Linked DNA regions of Homo sapiens: all the other regions are linked to region 6. Evidence: chromatin contacts called from ENCODE Hi-C or POLR2A ChIA-PET data. All regions are on one chromosome and are shown on one strand. Each heading gives the region's core, a stretch centred on a gene start or an enhancer-like site at or near the end of the contact. The rest is flanking DNA. Distances are from core to core; before and after follow the strand shown. Region 1 holds the start of IGSF8 (immunoglobulin superfamily member 8). Region 2 holds the start of PIGM (phosphatidylinositol glycan anchor biosynthesis class M). Region 3 holds the start of FCRL4 (Fc receptor like 4). Region 4 has its middle 41 kb from the start of FCRL5. Region 5 has its middle 25 kb from the start of KIRREL1. Region 6 holds the start of IFI16 (interferon gamma inducible protein 16). Region 7 holds the start of DCAF8 (DDB1 and CUL4 associated factor 8).

The links. A loop is a pair of places that touch in the nucleus more often than their neighbours do. ChIA-PET counts read pairs that join two places held with the same protein, here RNA polymerase II (POLR2A). Pooled maps may share reads with other maps.
Region 1: a loop to region 6 is called in a pooled map, with 15 times the contacts of the local background. The contact joins the promoter of IGSF8 here to the promoter of IFI16 in region 6. A Hi-C loop is called at or near these places in 9 of 50 pooled maps.
Region 2: a pooled map shows a loop between it and region 6 (5-fold over the local background). The contact joins the promoter of PIGM here to the promoter of IFI16 in region 6. A Hi-C loop is called at or near these places in 1 of 168 maps with a recorded cell type or tissue (endothelial cell of umbilical vein) and 11 of 50 pooled maps. POLR2A ChIA-PET finds 5 or more read pairs at or near these places in 1 of 52 experiments (MCF 10A).
Region 3: a loop to region 6 is called in a pooled map, with 6 times the contacts of the local background. The contact joins the promoter of FCRL4 here to the promoter of IFI16 in region 6. A Hi-C loop is called at or near these places in 2 of 37 single-sample maps with no recorded cell type and 3 of 50 pooled maps.
Region 4: a map with no recorded cell type shows a loop between it and region 6 (6-fold over the local background). The contact joins the enhancer-like site here to the promoter of IFI16 in region 6. A Hi-C loop is called at or near these places in 2 of 37 single-sample maps with no recorded cell type and 3 of 50 pooled maps.
Region 5: a loop to region 6 is called in a map of mammary epithelial cell, with 21 times the contacts of the local background. The contact joins the enhancer-like site here to the promoter of IFI16 in region 6. A Hi-C loop is called at or near these places in 10 of 168 maps with a recorded cell type or tissue (A673, IMR-90, PC-9 and 6 more), 1 of 37 single-sample maps with no recorded cell type and 2 of 50 pooled maps. POLR2A ChIA-PET finds 5 or more read pairs at or near these places in 1 of 52 experiments (AG04449).
Region 7: a loop to region 6 is called in a map of naive thymus-derived CD4-positive, alpha-beta T cell, with 14 times the contacts of the local background. The contact joins the promoter of DCAF8 here to the promoter of IFI16 in region 6. A Hi-C loop is called at or near these places in 1 of 168 maps with a recorded cell type or tissue (naive thymus-derived CD4-positive, alpha-beta T cell), 1 of 37 single-sample maps with no recorded cell type and 10 of 50 pooled maps. POLR2A ChIA-PET finds 5 or more read pairs at or near these places in 1 of 52 experiments (activated CD4-positive, alpha-beta T cell).

What each region holds. Positions count from the first base shown.
Region 1 is chr1:160,097,303-160,100,002 of GRCh38, forward strand. IGSF8 (immunoglobulin superfamily member 8) reads right to left here and starts at 1,317. Exons shown (of 7, transcript NM_052868.6): 1 at 1,107-1,317. The coding sequence starts at 1,170. RefSeq lists an enhancer at 1-505 and a silencer at 1,072-1,901.
Region 2 is chr1:160,030,674-160,033,373 of GRCh38, forward strand. It overlaps PIGM (phosphatidylinositol glycan anchor biosynthesis class M), which reads right to left and starts at 1,317. Exons shown (of 1, transcript NM_145167.3): 1 at 1-1,317. The coding sequence starts at 1,066.
Region 3 is chr1:157,596,664-157,599,363 of GRCh38, forward strand. FCRL4 (Fc receptor like 4) reads right to left here and starts at 1,422. Exons shown (of 12, transcript NM_031282.3): 1 at 1,251-1,422. The coding sequence starts at 1,281.
Region 4 is chr1:157,509,711-157,512,410 of GRCh38, forward strand. No RefSeq gene overlaps it. Among named protein-coding and RNA genes, the nearest start is that of FCRL5, 41 kb to the right of the region's middle. Within about 2 kb of position 1,326, at least 4 of the 41 ENCODE cell types and tissues checked have a DNase peak (open chromatin) inside an H3K27ac peak, as active enhancers do.
Region 5 is chr1:157,967,366-157,970,065 of GRCh38, forward strand. No RefSeq gene overlaps it. Among named protein-coding and RNA genes, the nearest start is that of KIRREL1, 25 kb to the right of the region's middle. Within about 2 kb of position 1,271, at least 10 of the 41 ENCODE cell types and tissues checked have a DNase peak (open chromatin) inside an H3K27ac peak, as active enhancers do; they include A673, ascending aorta, mammary epithelial cell and 1 more, where a contact is called at or near this core.
Region 6 is chr1:159,008,536-159,011,235 of GRCh38, forward strand. It overlaps IFI16 (interferon gamma inducible protein 16), which reads left to right and starts at 1,372. Exons shown (of 12, transcript NM_001376587.1): 1 at 1,372-1,626. RefSeq lists an enhancer at 1,229-1,308.
Region 7 is chr1:160,261,106-160,263,805 of GRCh38, forward strand. It overlaps DCAF8 (DDB1 and CUL4 associated factor 8), which reads right to left and starts at 1,444. Exons shown (of 14, transcript NM_015726.4): 1 at 1,344-1,444; 2 at 180-253. It overlaps DCAF8-DT (DCAF8 divergent transcript), which reads left to right and starts at 644. Exons shown (of 2, transcript NR_147618.1): 1 at 644-817; 2 at 1,296-1,673. RefSeq lists enhancers at 379-1,327, 499-628, 1,259-1,528.

The sequences.
Region 1 (2,700 bases), core at 67-2,566, 1.1 Mb after region 6:
AGGCCCCACAGCGCCTTCCTCTCTGTACATCCTCCTGCCACCTGCCCAGGGACCAGGGAGAGGACTCATCCTAACCCTGCAGGGCCCAGGGACCTGCAGCAGGGGAAGGCTTTGCTTGGTGCCACTGTGGAGCTCTGGTCTAGAAACAGGCAGCTGGGGCTACCTTCAGCCTCTGCCTTGACGACAGCAGCTCTGAAGTCACCATCCCCACCCCCACGCTTCACTCTCATTTCAAGGGCTTCAGCCTCATCAACATCTGTACTGGCAGTTTCACTGTCTCCATGCCATACTCTTCCCCAGACCACCTCCTACAGGGAGCCCTCCAGTTCAGGCCAAAAACAATTCCACTGTCATTATCCCCATGCATCCATGCAAGATTGGCCCAGAACACCCCACCATGAACACCCACCACAGCAGGCACAAGGTGCTTGGAGATCCCAGGATCAGTCTCCATGGAACCTGGTTTCTCCTGAGGCAAGGAAGCTGGAACTAAGCGGTGTGAAAACTGATGGGTGGCTGCAGAGCCAAGTGCCATTTGGGAGACAGGAAGAAGGGCAAAGAGGGACCCAACCCAGGGTGGAGATGGGGGTGAGAGAGGGAACTGCCCCCAGTTGATGAAGTGCGTGGAGCGCAACTGGGAGAGACTTACTTCAAAGATCGTGGGCAGAACTGGCCTCTGGGCCTCCAGCCAACTCTGGGGCAATTATGAAGCTGGGCAGGCACTGCCCTCGTAGGGCGGGCACCCAAGGCCAGGCCTGGAGCTGAGTGTGGGGCAGAAAGGAGTCGCAGCATTTGGTGCAGCGACCCCAGTACGTGGGTATGCTAGCTGAGATGTGTGGCCTGCCCCGGGAGGCCGAGCAGTGCCTGGGGCAGCACCTTAGTGGGTCCTCTCTACGCCCCAGTCCCTGGCTTAGAGCTGGGGAGCCTGCACTCTTCCCAAGACTGGCTCGGCGGACAGCCACAAAGCGCAGCTGGACGCCGACCCCGGGGAGGCTGGAGGTACCCCTGACGGAGGAGGATGTGAGGAGCCCCGAAATGCTAGGGGGGTGCTGGATGGCAGGCACCTGCCCGGCAGGGCCGGGAACCGGAACGGGGGCCTGGCTTACCTAGCATTAGCAGCAGCAGCAGCGGCAGCGAAGGCGGCAGCAGCGTGGGCCTGAGGGCGCCCATCCTGCGCGGCCAGCTCTGGGGAGGCTCCGGGGGATGGCGCGGGTTCTGGGGGGCCGGAAGGGTGGGGGGCGCATGCCCAGGTTGAGGGCAGGAAGCGGGGCAGCGAGGCGTGGGTGCGCCGAGCGAGCTGAACTGGAGCTGCCGAATCCCCTCCCTCCGCCCCTCCCGCTGCTTTCCCTCCAGCCCTCGGCAGTTCTGAAACCATTCTCGCCCCGGCCCGCCCCGGCACCGCCCCTTCCACCGCCCCGTCTAGGCCCGCCCCGCCCCGGACCCAGCCTTGGCCCTGCCTGCCCCACCCCCGCCAGACTCCGGCCTTTGCTCCGCACCTGGCCCCGGCCCCGCCCCGCCCCTCGAAACTCACCTTTGAGTCGCATCGAGTCCCAGCCCCGCCCCGGCCCCGCCCCTCCCCGCCCCGCCCCGCCAAGACTCCAGCCCTGGATCCGCCCCGGGCCTCGGCCCAGCCCCAGTTCCGGCCCCTCCCCCGCCCCGCCCCACCAGGACTACAGTCGGACTCCAATCCTGGCTCCTCCCCGGGCCCCGGCCCCGCCCCAGTCCCAAGCCGCACCCCTTCCCCGTCCCCGCAGGGCTAACGTCAGCCTCCAATCCTGGCTCCGCCCTGGACCCCGGCCTCGCCCCGCCCCTGGCCCTGGCTCCGCCCGAGGCCCCCGCAGGAGTGAGCTAACTGCACCTCTGCGCATCGAAATTCCCACCCACCCTCGCACAGAGCGCATTCCACCCCGCACCTGCCAGCCTTTCCTGGAGAGTTGGGTGCAGGGTCCCTGGGATTGGCGAGGTGACTGTGACCACGCATTTAGAATTCAGTTATTTGCTCTGAGCCATAGTCCTCGCTGCAAACCCTGCTGAAGTAGGGGTTGGCGGAAGCCAGGAGTTCCTGAATGCGAAGGGTTTGAGCTGAAGGGCGCTTCCAGGATCCAGAAGGTCACTGGAGACCTGTTTTTCACCCCCTCAGAGGGCAAAACCAAAAGAAAAATGGATTAGGAGAGGGGGCCGTCCATGTGACGTCATTTCTGGGTTGGGTGATCCTAGCCCAGTTGTTTAACCTCCTTCAACTTCAGTTTTCTCCTCTGCAAATTGAATTGAGGTTGATCACATCACCCAAAGGGTTATTGTGATGATAGGTAATGTACATAAAGTGTTTGGCACAGGAAACTAACACAAAATGGGAGATAAGGATTATTTTGTTTTAGGTTTTGAATTATTATTTGAACTGCTTCCTAAGAGGCTTAGTTTAGACCTGGCATTTAGGTGAAGGAGTCTCTATGTTCAGTGACAGTGGGAAGAGATGAACATTGCTCTGTTCTAGGAAGAGTGGGGCTTGCCCTGGAGGTGGGAGAATGGAGGAGGCACCCTTCCCAGGTGCTCTGTCTCTTCCTGAACTGTAAAGATGGGAAGTGGGCAGGGGCAGGAAGGATGAGACCAGAATGGGGAGAAGAGATGGCCAGGTTTGCAAAGCCAAGGCTGTCAGAGTGGCTGTCAGTGGGAGGTGACCCCAGAGCCCATTTACCACCC
Region 2 (2,700 bases), core at 67-2,566, 1.0 Mb after region 6:
TTTTCCAAGGCATTCTGACTAGTGGCATCACAAGAGGCAGTAAGCAGAGGTACCAAAGAAAGTACTGGGAGGTGCAGACTTTGTTAAAAGTCACAAAAATGGACGTATGAAGAAAACAACAAAAAACGAGGTCTCTGTAATAGGCGAAAGACACAGCTGAAAGCAAGATGAGCTGTGGCAGGAATGCAGCAATTCCCAGGGAAAAACTCCACTTGCTCTCTGCAGTCAAATACAGCATGTAGAAGTACGGAGAAAAGTTGTGACGGATATCCCGCCTAGTCAGGTGATAAAAGTAGGTGTGTTCCAAAAATTCCCAGCCGTACTCATAGTAAAAACCAAAGCTCAGGGCAAAAAACGTGAGTCCAGCAACTGCTACAAACAGCAGCACAGCCCGATTACACAGCCTTTTCAGGAGCTCGTACAAACAAGCCTGGAAAGTGTACCGGAATTGACGGAGGCTTTTGTCATTGTCGCGATCTGGAAGCAGGTGGAGGGTTATGGGAAGGATGTAAGTCACTGGATATATCTTCATATGCACCGCGAAACCATAGAATACAGCTGCACACGCGACGAGTCTTTTCTTTATCAAGTAGAGGACCATCAGGACCAGGGAGGCGACAATAGAGTCCGCATTACCGCGGCTGGATACTGCCATAGGCAGGGGGTTAAGAAGCCAAAAGACACAGTAGCCACAAGCCTGGCGGCGCCCCAGCCCCTTCAGCAGCAGCAGGCGGTATAAGAGGAAAGCGGTGAGGAGGTCGCAGCTGATGAAGAGAAACTTTCCAAAGAGCTCGCTGAGGTAGATGTTGGGAGTGAGGAGCCAACCCAGCAGCGGGGTGTAACGGTACGTGGCTCTCAGGTAAGGCGAGCGCCCCTCCGTGACGAAGCGCGCGGCGTCGGTGAAGACCTGGTAGTCGATGTCCGTATACCTCACGTGCAGGGTCCGGTCCTGGAAGACGCCATAGAAAACCAGGGCGACTCTGGCTAGAAAGGCCACACCAAAGACGCCGGCTGGAGCCACCTTCAAGTTCAGGAGCCATTCGCCCCAGTGCTTGGTGGAGCCCATGATCTGACCGTGCGACAGCTGCTTAGCCCCAGCTCCAAACTGCCTTCGTACTTCTAACCTTCCCTTCGGTTCTTTGCAGCAGGTGGCCGCCGCATCTCCCACCCGCCAGGCTGCCAACCGAAACGACTGCAGACTATCACATCCGGCATGAAGCCCCGCCCCCGTACTGCTACCTGTCTCCAGCCCCGCGCGGTCTTCTCAGCCGCCCGAGCCAAAAACTTGCCTTCCTCTGGATGGACGGTCTCGCTTCCGCTTCTTCTTCCAGCGGAGGCGGGATTTCCGGTCCGTGGGAGGGGAGACGTCCGCTTGCCGGGAAATCCGGCACTGGCTTGAGGATTTTATGGAGTGGAGTGAGATTTCTTTGTAAGTGACAGCCCGCCGCCCCCCGCCCTCTTCCCGCGCCCCATTTCCAGTCCTCAGAGGAAAACCCTCCGACGAGCAGCGAGCTGCGGGCTGCGCGCTACATCCTTCAGTCCTGGGCTGGAGATCCGAGAGTGAAAAATGTAGGAGTGAAAGGAAGATAAGCCTTCTCATGCTTTACTCCACTAGCTCGCCGGTATTCACCGGGGATTTGTGGGCCCCGGACAGGACAGGATGAGTTGAAGGGGGCTGAGTGTGTATGTTCCATGCAATATTGGAGGCATACTTATATTTTTAAATTACTAGTTGGTAATCAGAGATTCAGATTTAAGTGGGCAGCTTGTATTTTATCCGGCAACCCTAGGTGAAGGTGATGGGAAAGAAGACAGGAAAGCGTCACAAAATTCCTTAACTTGTCAGCCCCTTATGCCTCAGTATCTCTGTATTTGCTATTTCTTCTGTCAAAGTTGCCATCCGCTCTCCAATCACTCTGGCAAATACCTACTCAACCCTTCAGGCATCAGTGCAAGTGTTAGCTCCCAGCTCCCACTCACTTCCTCATCACGCAGAATGAATGACTTAGATGCCAGTCCCCTCCCCTGTCCGAGGATAGGTAGACTGGGGCGGACGGGATCTAAGTTCCAGAAAATCACTCACACAGAAGACCCTGCCATGCTACTAAAAGTTCTCCCAGTGCTCCAGAACTCCCTGGTCATTCCTTTGTTACAGCATTTGTCACACTGCTTTGTAATAACTGTTTTTGTTTGTTTTGCTCTCCTAGTTTTCCATCAGGACACTTTCAATTCTTCGGTATCAGAGATTATCTTGTTCTTTTCTCTACCTCAACATCTAACACAGTACTAGTAGCCATTCAGTAAAGTTGAATTGATTTTAGAGGTTCCTCCTACCAGAATATTTCTAGAGTGGCATCTTTGGATTGCTCCCAACTCCCAGTTATTTTCCCTTTTAAATATCCTTTATGTATGTCAAGGTCCCCTGCTCCCCCCACCCCACTCCAACCCTACTTCCATGAATTTCTTGCCAAGGACTGTAACCCATTAGCTCTTCCCTTTCCGTGGTTACTTAGTGCACTTACATAGTCCGCATTGTAGAATTTGATACTTTATTTTAGATTGTATTCATAGCCCTCACAAGAGATTATAGGGTTCTTGGGGGTAGAAATTATATCTTATCCTTAATTTTTTTCAATTATGTGTAATTTATTGTAGTCTTAGGCACATGGTAAATGCTTAGTAAATACTGACTAATTGGAT
Region 3 (2,700 bases), core at 172-2,671, 1.4 Mb before region 6:
CAATTAATGGCTGCTGTCATTAATTTTTTAGTATGGGGCTGCTGCTGATTCCTCTTCTCTTGACTCAGAACACTTATTATCATAGCTAATTTGGAACTCAAAATGAGACAGACAGTAGAGGGTAGTAGTTAAAAGCCTAGTTTCCAAAGTTAGATTATGGGTTCGAATCCTGACTCTGCCACTGTACTAGCTGCATAAACCTCAGGGACAAGACCAACATCTTTGTGCCTTCATTTCCTCATTTGTAAATGGGAGTTATAAAAGTTCCACCTGATCAAATGTTAGAGAATTGGATACATTTATACATGGGGTGCCCTTAGAAAAGTGGGATGTAGCCAGGGCTTAGCACAAATTAACTGACATCCTCACACATTATCCTGTAACTATTTGTGTAATATTTTTCTCATATTGTCGAGTCAGATGTTCTTGCATGTGTACGTTGAGGTTCTATTGAGAATGTCACCTCTTGAGGGCAGAATCTGTGTCCTTCAGGTCTCTGCATCCTCTGTGGTGCCCAGCAGTGTGGCATGCCAAGTATACCCATCCACTCACTCCTTAGTTCCTATCATGTGCCAATCACACTAATAGGTCTTCCCTTAGTTGGGGTCTGGGGATCAGGTGGGAACTAGACAAATACGCTTAATAAATATTTAATGAACAAAAGACTGACTGTTCTTTAATTCCCTAGTTTGAGCAACTAGGAAATCCGTGCCTCATTTGGACAAACACTGACAAGTGGTACAAAAGCAGGAAGAAAAAAATCAAAGGGAAATCATCTTATCTCTTCTCTTCTCATGCTCTTTGCAAACATCAGAACAGGTTTGAACTTAGAATACAGAGAAGGAAATAACTATTCTCAGCAGGTGATCCTTTCTACCTGAGTTCACAATCAGGACTTTATCCTTCACAAATAACTCAGTCCATCTTTTCCTCTGGGTCCTCATGCTCTGTGACGTAGGGACTGAACCTAGCCATAGGTTTCTTTTTGCATAAACAAAATAAGTCCATTTGGGGGTAAAATGATTTTCCATAGGCAATTCATAGCAAAAATAGATGAGAAATACATCTTTGGAAATCAATTATTATCATTTTCCCCTTCTACCAGTAAATCATTATCTTTCCTTTTTGTTCATTTTCTGCTGTTCTAAAATGGGAGTAAAAATCCATGATTGCAGCAGCAGAAAAGAGGGCTTTTGCTCATGGTGAGGCTCAGCTTTGCAGCAAGCAAAGGTCTCCTCCCCATCACTTACCAAAGGCCAGCAAGGACGCCCACAGCAGCATGGAAGCCTGCTCCAGGATTGGAGAAGGAGTTCTGAGGAGACAAGCCAGGTCAGCCCAGATTGCCAAAGCAGCACTTGCCTACACCAGCACCAGCAGTGAGCTCAGTAAGCTTCTTCTCTGCATAAAGCTGATTGAGATAATGAAGTGAAAGGGGGAAGTAGAGGAATCTTTCTGAAAACACCAAACAGCAATGTGGACCAGTGTGAGAGAATCCAGACCACAAAAATCAAAATTTAATAGAATTAAGTACTGCTGTGACATCCTGGGGTGAATCACTTCTCAAGGCTAAAGCTACTCTAGTTTCAGAACTCTCTAGGCTCTGTCTTTCAAGGAAATCACAACCTATTCTCTCTGCTACTAGAGATGAGGTGAGATTGCAGGCCTATTGAAATCCACATAATCTAAGGATGTCCCTGAATATCCCCAGAGATGAAGAATTTCTCATTCAACACAGAAAAGGCCTCCTCTGACCGCTGATACCTCTACTGGAACACCTCCAGCAGGCCGTCTGTAGACCTGATGAAACATCTCAATCACAAGACAACTCTCACCTTGTCTGATATATATGAAAATATCCTGACTCATCAGTCCAGGGGGAAACCACAACTTTTGATCTGAGTAGAAGGCAAGCTGAGGAGTAAATTATAGCCCCATCATGCTCTTCCTAGATAATAGGCCATAACATTTTTACTTAATGTCCTAGAATCCAAAATTTGCTACAGGAATGTCTTGGCAAATATATATTGATTGAAATACATATGCCTGGTATCTGGTGGCAGAGAGAAGAAGTTGTGATTTCCTTGAAAGACAAGAGGCTAGAGAGTTCTGAAAATATGATGGCTTTAGCCTTGAGAAGCGATTCACGTCAGGAAGTCAGAGTGGGTATTTAAATAATTCTATTAAATTTTGATTTTTGCCATTTGGATTCTTTCACACTGGGCAACATGCTGTTTGGTGTTTTGAGAAACACCTAATGCTCTCCCTACCCATAACAAACCTGCACACTCTGCTCATGTATCCCAGAACTTAAAAAAAAAATTAAGAAAAAAATGGAAAAATCCGTAGTGACGTTTTTTGGTACGTATAATATTTTGGTATGTATAACTCTTTAAAACTTTTTTATGCTATTATCTTGTGTATATGTATGTGTATATATATATATATATATATATATATATATATATATATATATAAAATGTTAATGGCAAAAAAAAAGAAACACCATGGTGCTTCAGGTATGGTGCCAGGTGCTGGAAGTACAGTGTTAATCAAGACTTGGAAAGCTTTCATTCTGGTGGAGAAGACAGCAAGTCAACAGGAAATTACATAGAAGTGAATTGTATGTAATTTCTGAGAGTCCACTAAGAGGGAAATCTGACCCAGTTCTGGGGATGCATAAGAGGCTTCCCTGAGGAAGTA
Region 4 (2,700 bases), core at 76-2,575, 1.5 Mb before region 6:
TATGGCCACAGCACCTCCTCCTTCTTCCCTTCCCACGCAGAGCTCATTCTATTTTTGGTGAGGCCAGGTGACAGTGACCCTGACAAAGAGCACTGCTTGGTCAGATGGAAGGAAGGCAAGTGAGGGGCACCTGCCTCTAAGCCTTATTCTCCCATGTCTTCCCCCAGCTCTCCTCCATCCACCAACATGGCCACAAGGCCGCCTCTGGACCAGATCTATCCATCGGGTTTGCTCTGTGGTGCCCCACTTGGAGACACAGGTGGACATGGTGTTCAGAGGTGTGGGACAAACACATAAGATGGACGAGAGCAATGGTGGAGAGATGGGAAGGGAGGCTGAGGCCGGGCGTGGAGGACACGTCCCTGAGGCACCCAGCAGCCTGAACACTCTCATTTTGTCTCTTTTCATCAGAGTCCTTAATCTCTTAAACTGCCTGATGCCAAGAAATGTAGAGCTGCAGGATATGCTGGGCCCCACCCACGAAATTTGTATTTATTCACAGCCTTCTTATAAGCAAATATGTTCTTTTGTCAATAAGCCACCCGGAAGAGTGTCTCTGGGGACATCACCCCTTTGCTTTTATTTCTCTGGAAAATAATTAAAGAACATTCACATCAGAAAGATTTTATGAATTTATGTAATCCCTGAAATGTTGAGTTTATGCATTCCCACACCTCCCATCTAATTATCCCATTCCCCTCACATTAAAAAGAAGACCAGATTATTTTCCATCATTTTCTTCTGAAGTATGCTTTTTGTTTTTTGTTTTTTGAGACGGAGTCTCGCCCTGTCACCCAGGCTGGAGTGCAGTGGCGCAATCTCAGCTCACTGCAAGCTCTGCCTCTGGGTTCACGGCATTCTCCTGCCTCAGCCTCCCGAGTATCTGGGACTACAGGCGCCCGCCACCACGCCTGGCTAAGTTTTTATATTTTTAGTAGAGATGGGGTTTCACCGTGTTAGCCAGGATGGTCTCGATATCCTGACCTCATGATCCACCCGCCTCGGCCTCCCAAAGTGCTGGGATTGCAGGCGTGAGCCACCGCGCCTGGCCCTGAAGTATGTTTTTGCAATTCAGCAGCTGCTCCACTGTAATGATGGGGGAGGGACCAAGAAAGGCAAACAGAAAGCAATGCAAACTTGGTAACAAACACAGGCACCTCCCCACCTGCTTCCGTGAACATCTGCATAGCGTTCTCAAACCTTACCTCCTTCCATATGTAATTCAGTCAAGCAGCTGTTATTTCTTTTCCAGTTTTATAGATGAGGTAACCAGAGCTCAGAGAGGTTAAACAGCAACGGGTAGTGGCCTGTACAGGAGCCAGGCCTTCCGGCTCCAAGTCTCGTGTGCTCTCTTCCTGCTTCACAAATGCCTCTCCCCAAATAGGACTCTGTGGCCCACGATACTCACTGAGGACATTTGGTGAAGTGACTAAGCATGGACTCCAGGGATGCACAGTTCTAGCTCTGACTTACTATTGTGTGGTCTTAGTCTAAACTAATTTCTTTAAGTCTCAGTTACCTCATCTGTAAAATAGGGATGTGGCAGGCCAATTCTCCCTGATAGTCACACAGACAGGCCTGCATGACAGTCACACAGACAGGCCTGCATAGCACCCCAGCTACACAGACAAATTTCCACAGCACTGCCTTAACATTGAGCAAATAGTTAAACCTAGAGAAATCGGTGCCCAGACATCAAAGCTGGAAATGAAACATATGGTCAGTAGGAGCCTTGCATGGGCTTCTCCCTAACCTGGAGCAAGCCAAAATAATAGAGACAGTCATAGATTCCTAGTGCCAGGACCTGTCTCTGGTCAATGAAATCTGAGACGAGTCAAGGTAACAGAGGCAGCTGTTTGAATAGATTCATTGGAGAGTCTAAGACAGCTCTCCGGACCAAGCCATAAAGGAGATAAGAGAGAAATAATCACTCCAGTACCACAGTAGACAGGCCTTGAAGGTATTGGAGGCCTTTTAATTGGACTTAGCAAGCTTTTTTTTTGCCTCTGACCTTCTAGTTGAAACAAAATTAGTTACCAATAGACTTAGGTGAATGCTATACTGCACAGAGGCACATAATCCCAACCTATATAAGCACTGAGAAAACTGTAACACTTTGAGTTGGACTGATAGAATTATCTCTGACCTTCTCACTGTATCTGGTTACAGCAATAAGTTCCCTTCTTTCCTAGTTTGTCTGCTTCTCATTATTGGGCCTTGAGAAAACACAGCTGAACTCAGCTTGGTTCCAGGAACAGGGACAGTAATGAATAAGTATTGCATAGGCCTGTTATGCACCCTAAATAAGATAATTTATGCAAAAAGCTTAGCATAAGGTATGACACATTAATTCCTAATAAGTAGTAGTTATTCTTATGGCAAGCTCTCTGTTGAGTGGGCAGTATTAATCAGAGGAGATTGGAAGAGGGCAAAGACAATAAAGTTGGTTAGTTGAGGTAAAATTAGGAGACATGAAACAGGTCAGCTAGATGTCAAAGAGACAGGTGGACTTTGAGAAGTGACAAAAGACAAAACAAAAAGAGGAAGTGGGCATAATCTTAGAATATTTCTTTTAACCACAAATGTGAGGGAAGCCGGGCCTCTCTTCTCTTTGAGGAGACCCTAAAAGTAACAGCTCAGAGATCTGAACCAACTGAGAAACAATCCCCAAAAATGTGTGCAGCCAAGAGACCACCTTTG
Region 5 (2,700 bases), core at 21-2,520, 1.0 Mb before region 6:
TATTTAGAGGTGGTGCCTTTGGGAGGTGATTAGGTCATAAGGGTGCATCCCTCATGAATGGGATTAGTGCCCTAAAATACACAAAAGAGATTCTCTCTCTCTCTCTCTCTCCACCATGTGAGGACACAGCAAGAGATCCAGCAAGAAGCTCAGAACCCATCTGCTGAAGCACAGAAGAGGGGTTCAGGACCCATCTGTTGAAGCTCAGAGAGTGGCTCAGGACCCCATCTGCTGAAGCTTAGAGAGCGGCTCAGGACCCCATCTTCTGAAGCTCAGAGAGGGGCTCAGGACCCCATCTGCTGAAGCTCAGAGAGGGGCTCAGGATCCCATCTTCTGAAGCTCAGAAGAGCGGCTCAGGACCCCATCTTCTGAAGCTCAGAAGAGCGGCTCAGGACACCATCTTCTGAAGCTCAGAGAGCGGCTCAGGACCCCATCTGCTGAAGCTCAGAGAGCGGCTCAGGACCCCATCTTCTGAAGCTCAGAAGAGCGGCTCAGGACCCCATCTGCTGGCACCCTGATTTTGGACTTTCAGTATCCAAAACTGTGAGAGATACATTTCTGATTTTTAAGCCATCCTGTCTATGGTATTTGTCATAGCAACCCAATCTAACCAAGAATCTAGTGTATATCTGTGGGCAGGTTCCTAAACTTATCTTTCGTTTTCTTCAGCTATGGAACGGGGTAAGAATAATAAGAACAACCTCTTAGAGGATTAAATGTGGTAATCTGTGTAATGCACTGAGCACCATGTCTGGCACATAGTAAGTGCTCAATCGCTCTGTTGGCCTTTGTTATTACCATTATTATTATCATTAGGTGTGACAGCAGCAGTAGTATCCTGTAGAAGTGGACCTCTGAAGTTGAGTATTGAAGAGCAGGTCACACCCACAAACACGTATGCACACTCACCTTTACTGGTTAACCTGGTCTGAGGTAACAACATCCTCTCCAATATCCCCTCTCCATCACCACCACCGACATCTTTAGTCAGAAGCAGGTGGCAGTGATGGACATTGCAGCAGGCCTGAGCTGCCACCATCTTCTCTCTTCTCTACACACATGGAGCGTTTGCCTCGCTCAGGTCACTCACCCACCTCAGGCCTCAGTTACTTCACTACAAAACCGGAGCAATAATACTATTTAATGACCCGAGAGCTGGGCCAGAGAGTCCTTCAACTTCCCCTTCCGTGCCAACGCCTTTGATTCTTTTCTCCAACTGTCATCACCCCCACTCCTTGTAGCCTTCCTGGACCATATCCCTGAACTGGTCCTACATGACTCATGGCCTGGGTTCCAGGTGGCCTGGAAAGAAGGGGAGGAGCTTCAGATGTGGCCTGAGTTTCCTCTGCCTCCCCAGAGGCCAAACAGACATCTGTTCCTGTGGCTGTCACGTCAGCACAAAATGTGTGCCAAGGGAACAGCAGGAAGAAGAGTGTGTAAATCGGCTGGTTTTCTGTGTGTGTTTCAAACTGCCTTGTAGAGGCACAGAGCCATTGTTGGGAGGAGATCCCTGAACGGTTGTTGACCACTGAGGCGCCCACCCTCCTTCATCAGCTTGCACAGGGGACTGTGAGGCTTAATAAGCTGATTGTCATTTAGATTATCAAGGGTACAATTCTGGGCCCACAGGTCACAGCTCTGCCTGCTCTGCCTGAGCAAGCCTGAGGAGGCTGGGAAGCTTTATGTTCCACTCTAGAAAAGAAGACATGATTTCCCATCTTTCATAATCAAACCAACTCATACTTATTCACAGCTTGGCAGGCTTTCAGCACTGTGTGAGCATCAGTCAACTCTTCATTCGATTCATTCCCTGGCAAGCCTCTGCCATGAGCAAGAGGCAGGTCCTAAGACATGTTTACTGTGCAGTCTGTGCCTTCTAGAATCGTACAGACTATTAGGGGAGATAAGACAGAGGTGCTGCAAAAAGATTGTGTAAAACAACAGGTATTGAATGTGGTGAGGGTCAATTGAAAAACAACAGCTCTCTGATGACAATCAGCAGACAAAGAAAAGACTTGTTACATCAGAAGCTTTCCTTACCCACTTTCCAGCCTGGTGGATGTGGTCTTAGCCTTGGATATGGCAGATGCTTTAGAAAGAGGTCAGGGTTCTGACCACTGAATCAGGGTGAACTGGACAGCTATGGAGGTGAGAAGAGTGCAGTAGGAGAGAGTAAGGATGATACTCACCGTGTAGGTCTGTGAGCCAGTTCGACTGTTTCTAGCACATTTATAGAAGCAAGGAGAGCTGGCCTGGTGGGACAGAGCATAAAGATGGGGAAACTGTGAGGCTTTTTGCTCCTCTCTTGTAAGATTTCTGATATTAAAATCAAAACAAATATTCATTGCAAACCTATTTATATGTGTCATGCACTGGGTTAGGGACTTTCATTCTGTTATTTAATTTTCTCCTCACCGCAGCCCTTTGGATATGTTTTACAATTCCTACTTCCCAGATTATTAAATTGAGGCTCAAAGAAGGAAATGATTCATACACTGGTTAAGTGTTGAGCCAGAATATACAGCCAGGTCTTCTAAAACCTGCCTCCAAATTTCCTCCCCTTGACCATCCTCCACTAGGTGGCCATAGTGAGCCACTTGAAACACCAAATCCCATCATATTGTTCCTTAGCCTACAATCCTGCAGTGGCTCCTGGTGTTGCCAGGACAAAGTCAAAACCCTGGGTATGGCATACAAGAC
Region 6 (2,700 bases), core at 122-2,621:
ATTATAAGTAAAAGGCAGAAAATGTTCTGAAGGGTCATAACTTCCAAGGGTTCTCTACCCTTTGACCTCTGGATTGGGGTTCCCAGTGACTGCCTTAATATCCTTCTCTACCTACTGCCTTAAGGCCAACTCAATGTATCCACGTAAAGAGTACCCTAAAGCCAGTAAAAGATTATCACGAACACCCAGAGATGTTTATGGCCATCATTCCAGATCCTCTTTGCTTTTTCTTGACTTACTCCTTTTTTGATAAAGTTATTCATATGGTTTCAAATCCAGAATTCAGCTATTCACTTCATGGCCCTAGTTTGGATTAAAACAATCAGCTTTCTTTTGCTCTGTAGATGGCCTTGGACAGTACATATTAACAGTCTATGGGGCCCCTTTTCCACTCATGACCACATCCTGCTTGCAGATCTGCTGCTGGGTTAACACCACATCATCTGCTAGTTGATGCCATTTATTTGACATCCTGGGGTTACAGCACGCTAAAGGGCACCCACTGTCCTTAACAGAGAAAAATACACTGCTGAGCAGAGGATTAAACAGACTCCTCACACTACCGGAAGTTCAGTGCATTTTCCAGGATTTTCAAGTCTTCGATGCTGTCATGTTGAGAGTCCACTATCCACGTTTGTTTATCCAGGAATAATGCAGAAAATCTGAGCATTCGTGAATCTAATCATTGAGGTAAAGTAACCTAGTCATGGTCAAGAGGACAGCTAGTGTTAAACTCCTTCATATAAATTTAAGGAAGGATTTACATATTCATAATGACTTTCTGATCTGGAAAGCCCAGGCTTGTCAGTTATTAATAATTGGATGAATACTTCAGGTAGTATTTAAACAAATAGCGATTTCATAGCAGACATTTCCCCAACCAGGAGATGCAGTAAAGTATTGGTAGCAATAGATGCTCCTACCAAGATCTCCTCCTGCCACTGCCACTCTGTGCACAGGAAAGGAGGGGAGAAGAAGCCATGTTGCTTCTCTTATATTTGAGCATCATTTAAGGGAATATAAGTCTCTAATGACTCACATGTAAGTCTGCTGGGTAAGAAAGTTCTAATGTTGGAACTCCTTTCAGCTATCGAATTTTGTAAGAAAAAAAACTTATTTGTGTTTATATACATTTATGAGATACAAGTGTAATTTCGTTACATGGATATATGCCATATTGGTGAAGTCAGAGATTTCAGTGTGCACATCACCCGAAAAATGTTAACTGTACCCATTAAAGTAATTTCTCATCCCCCATTTCCCCTCACCACATGCTCCAGCCCTTGCCAGGAAACTGTTCATTTTCTCTGACTAACAGAAACGAAAGCTAAAAACACTGGTGGGAGGAGTCTCCACATTGTTTCCTACTCCATTTTCTCTGGGGCAATAGCAGAATAGGAGCAAGCCAGCACTAGTCAGCTAACTAAGTGACTCAACCAAGGCCTTTTTTCCTTGTTATCTTTGCAGATACTTCATTTTCTTAGCGTTTCTGGAGATTACAACATCCTGCGGTTCCGTTTCTGGGAACTTTACTGATTTATCTCCCCCCTCACACAAATAAGCATTGATTCCTGCATTTCTGAAGATCTCAAGATCTGGACTACTGTTGAAAAAATTTCCAGTGAGGTGAGTACTGTTCCTGATTTTGTAAATATGATCTTGTTCCTTCCTTGAAGTCCCCAGAATCACAAGGGGACAATCAGTATTGGTTATTCAGGGTCATGGGATGATGGGAGTAGGGCTGAGTATTCAGAAAAGTGAAAACTGAGTTGCTTGATATGAATCCTTCATTTACTTAGGAAGATAACAGGCATCTTCTATTCCACCACAACTGAGGACTGAACAAGAGAAAATGCATTTTGACCGTTGCAGATTTTAAAATTAATTATCCGAGTGTATACTGGCATAAGTTGGTACTTAGAAGAGGGCTTCTGTTATTTTGGCTGGAAGAAGTGTTGGAAACTCGGTAGCTGTGGTGGGTTCTCAAGATAGTGACATGAAAAAAGTATCATGAAAGAATATTAAGTAAAAAACATATCTGAGCATAGAGATGTATTATATGACATCATCCCAATTTTACAAAACATAAGAACAAATGTACACAGAGTAGAAAATTTTTTTCAGTTTCACAAACACAGTTACTCAAGCACATGGTGTCTTAATATTTTCATAAGTATATTGATCCTTTACTTTAGCTCCATTCTGCACCGGGTGCTAGCGGCAGAATTTCAATCATTTTGGAATTACTCTCTGCCCTCCTGAAAGTTAATGATTTTTTTTTTCCTTGTGGCAAGGTATAGGGGAGTGGAGGGGAAGGCAGTTAGGAAAAGGTTACTATTGTTTACTTTTCAAATTTTTAAAAGATGTTTTCTATAGCCTGGTACAATATTTCATGTGTGCTTAAATGGAATGTGAGATTCTTAAATGTTGTTTTCAGAATTTTATTAGATAAATGTTGTTAATTACGTTGTTCAAATTTATTATATCATTACAGATTTTTTCACCTTGTTCATTTAGTAATTGAAGCATAAACTGAAATCTCCTATTATAAAGTTTGCTTTTTTGGCCGGGCACAGAGGTTCATGCCTGTAATCCCAGTACTTTGGGGGAGACCAAGGCGAGCGGATCACTTGACGTCAGGAGTTCCAGACCAGCCTGGCCAGCATGGCGAAACCCTGTCTCTATTAAAAATACAATAAT
Region 7 (2,700 bases), core at 194-2,693, 1.3 Mb after region 6:
AAGCCCACAGACAATTAAACTTGTAAAAGTAATTCAACCAGAGCTGGAACAAAGCCAAGAACAACACTCAAGCTCTTTGGGAAACTGGTAGGAATTTTATGACTTTAGTGGTCAGCAGTTGAGCATCAGCGCAGTCTGTCTTGAACTCAAGAATTTTAATGCCTCCAACTCCCACTCACCTTTCCTCCTTTTATCACTGAAGTAAGGCCAGGCTGAGCTCCTGAGAAAATAGGTCTGTAGATTCACTGAAGGACTGAGAAAAGTTAAAATTTACATGGCAAAGGTGTGTCTTCTACTGAACATAATAAAAATATTTATGAATACACTTTAGTATTTTTAGGCCTTCTCAAAACTACTTAAAAGCAGAATACTTTATCTAATTCTAATTACTGAACAAATAACCCACACACATATGGAAATAAAATGAACCAACATGAAGATTAGAAGCCAGGCAAGTAATCTCCCAGCTCCACTAAAACGTAAAGTCATTTAAAAGGATAACCTGAATCTTTTCAACGCTAAACCATAACCAAACAACCTCTCAACAAGAAGCCACAGAGCAGGGGGGGAAATCCCGGAGAGAATGTGATAGCGCTAGTGCCGGTTTGTTTACAGAGACTCCAGTAACAATCATGAGTCAGAAATTCAAGCCACCAGATGCTTTCCAACTAACAGGGACCAAATGGGACCGTTCTAAGATATCCTAAAAGATTTGGGAGTTAGAGGAGGTAAACTAAGATAATTATATTACAAAGGGTACAAGACCACAAGACAACAACCGACTCCGGAATTCTTGGACCTCCGCCTTCCGTACAAGGTGCTGGGCCTGGGAACTTGGGATGGGGGAGGGGGACACATTGCGCGGTGGCCCTGAGGTGACGGGGAGACGCAGGGCGAGCCGTGTCCCTCAATCTAAGGGGAGAAATAGGAGCGCACACATGGGTCACCCAACGAAGCAAGGCGTCCCTGTGAACTGTGCGGCTGGCTCTTGGGGGCAACACCAGGGCTGACCTGAGGAAAGGGCAACCAGTACTCCCAGCGATGACTTCGGGTCGGCGGAAGGAAAAGACCTGAGCGCTAAGAGCTTGGGATACGGGTCAGGCCCATCCTTAGGGGAAACCGGCTGGGAAGCGAGGGGGGGCGCAGGCCGAGCCGGAACGAGACACAGACCGGGTAGGTCAAGGGAGGGGGGGTGTCCGGCTGGGGCAGTTACAAGCACGGGAATCGGCGAGGCTCAGCAGCCCGCTTCCCGTCTTGGGTCATCCTTCTGCTAGCGGCTGCTCCGACTGTTCCAGGCCCAGCCGCCCCGTCCACTGCCACCACCAACGCCGCCGCCATCTTACACTGGCCAGCGGCCGCCACCACCACCGCCTCCGCTCTCTGCGCTTGCGCCTGCGCTGCCACGCTTTCCGGCCCCGTTTGCGACGATGTGCTCGAGAAGACTGAGGGAAGAGTGGTCGCGCGAGCTCACGGCTCGCAACCCTCCTCGAAGGACGCACAAGGGGCGGGGCTTAAGGCCAACGGAAAACAGAGCGAGAGGCGCCTGCGCATTACCGAAGAGGCAAAGTTGTTTTTGTAGTTTCTTCGGGCTTGCTTATCTTGTGATACTCTAAACAAATGCGAGTTAGGGGCTACCCAGAGTTGTGATAGAAATAAACTAAATTTCCAGCGGATTGGCAGGCCACTTCCTGGATGATGGCCAGTTTTGCCGTTTTTGAACACTGGAACGAGCAATGATTGCCACAAGGATTTCTTCTGAAAATCCCCGTTTCCTTTCAGGGCTTTGTTTCCTTAAGTGGTTTCTATACTATCGAGGCCCATTTTCCCCTGAGAGTCCCCATTTACGTATTTTTAAAGAAGGGGCTCAGTAGCTTGAGGTGTAGCTATTCCAGAAGCTCTTTTCTGAAGAGAGGTGGTGTGGGTAAAGGTTCCCAAGAGTGGGCCGGGTGATGTGGGGTGACTTTTGTACTCTGTTTCGTTATGACACCTACAGTAACCCTGCAGAGGATTACTCCCAGCTGCCAGGCTGGGGTATTTTTTTTTTTTTTCTTACCAGAAGCCCAGGGTGCAAAAATCTGACCCTTTCTCACCTCCCCTACCGCTACTCTCCTATTCCAAGTCATTACATATTACTTAAGACTACCGCAATAGAAACTTACCTCGTTTGTCTACTTCCATTATTGCCATTACAGTTAAACATAAGGCAGCCAGAGTGCTTTTTAAAAATGTAAGGTCTGGCCGGGCGCGGTGGCTCATGCCTGTAATCCTAGCACTTTGGGAGGCGGATGTGGGCGGATCACTTGAGGTCAGGAGTTCGAAACTCGTTTGAAACCAGGCCAACATGGTGAAACCCGTCTCTACGAAAAATACAAAAAAAAAAAAAAATTACCCGGCATGGTGGAGCGCGCCTGCAATCCCAGCTACTTGGGAGGCTGAGGCAGGAGAATTGCTTGAACCCGGAGGCGGAGGTTGCAGTGAGCTGAGATCGCACCACTGCACTCCAGGCTGGGCAATGGAATGAGACTCCGTCTCAAAAAAAAAGTAATGTCGTATTATTTCCCCAGTCCCCACCCTGCTCAAAACCTCCAATTCCCATCACATAATAAAAGTCAAAAGTATGATAGCCTTAGAGGCCATCAAAAAATGAATTGCCTCTAAGGAGGACCCTACATGATCTGATCTAGCACCTGCCTATTTATC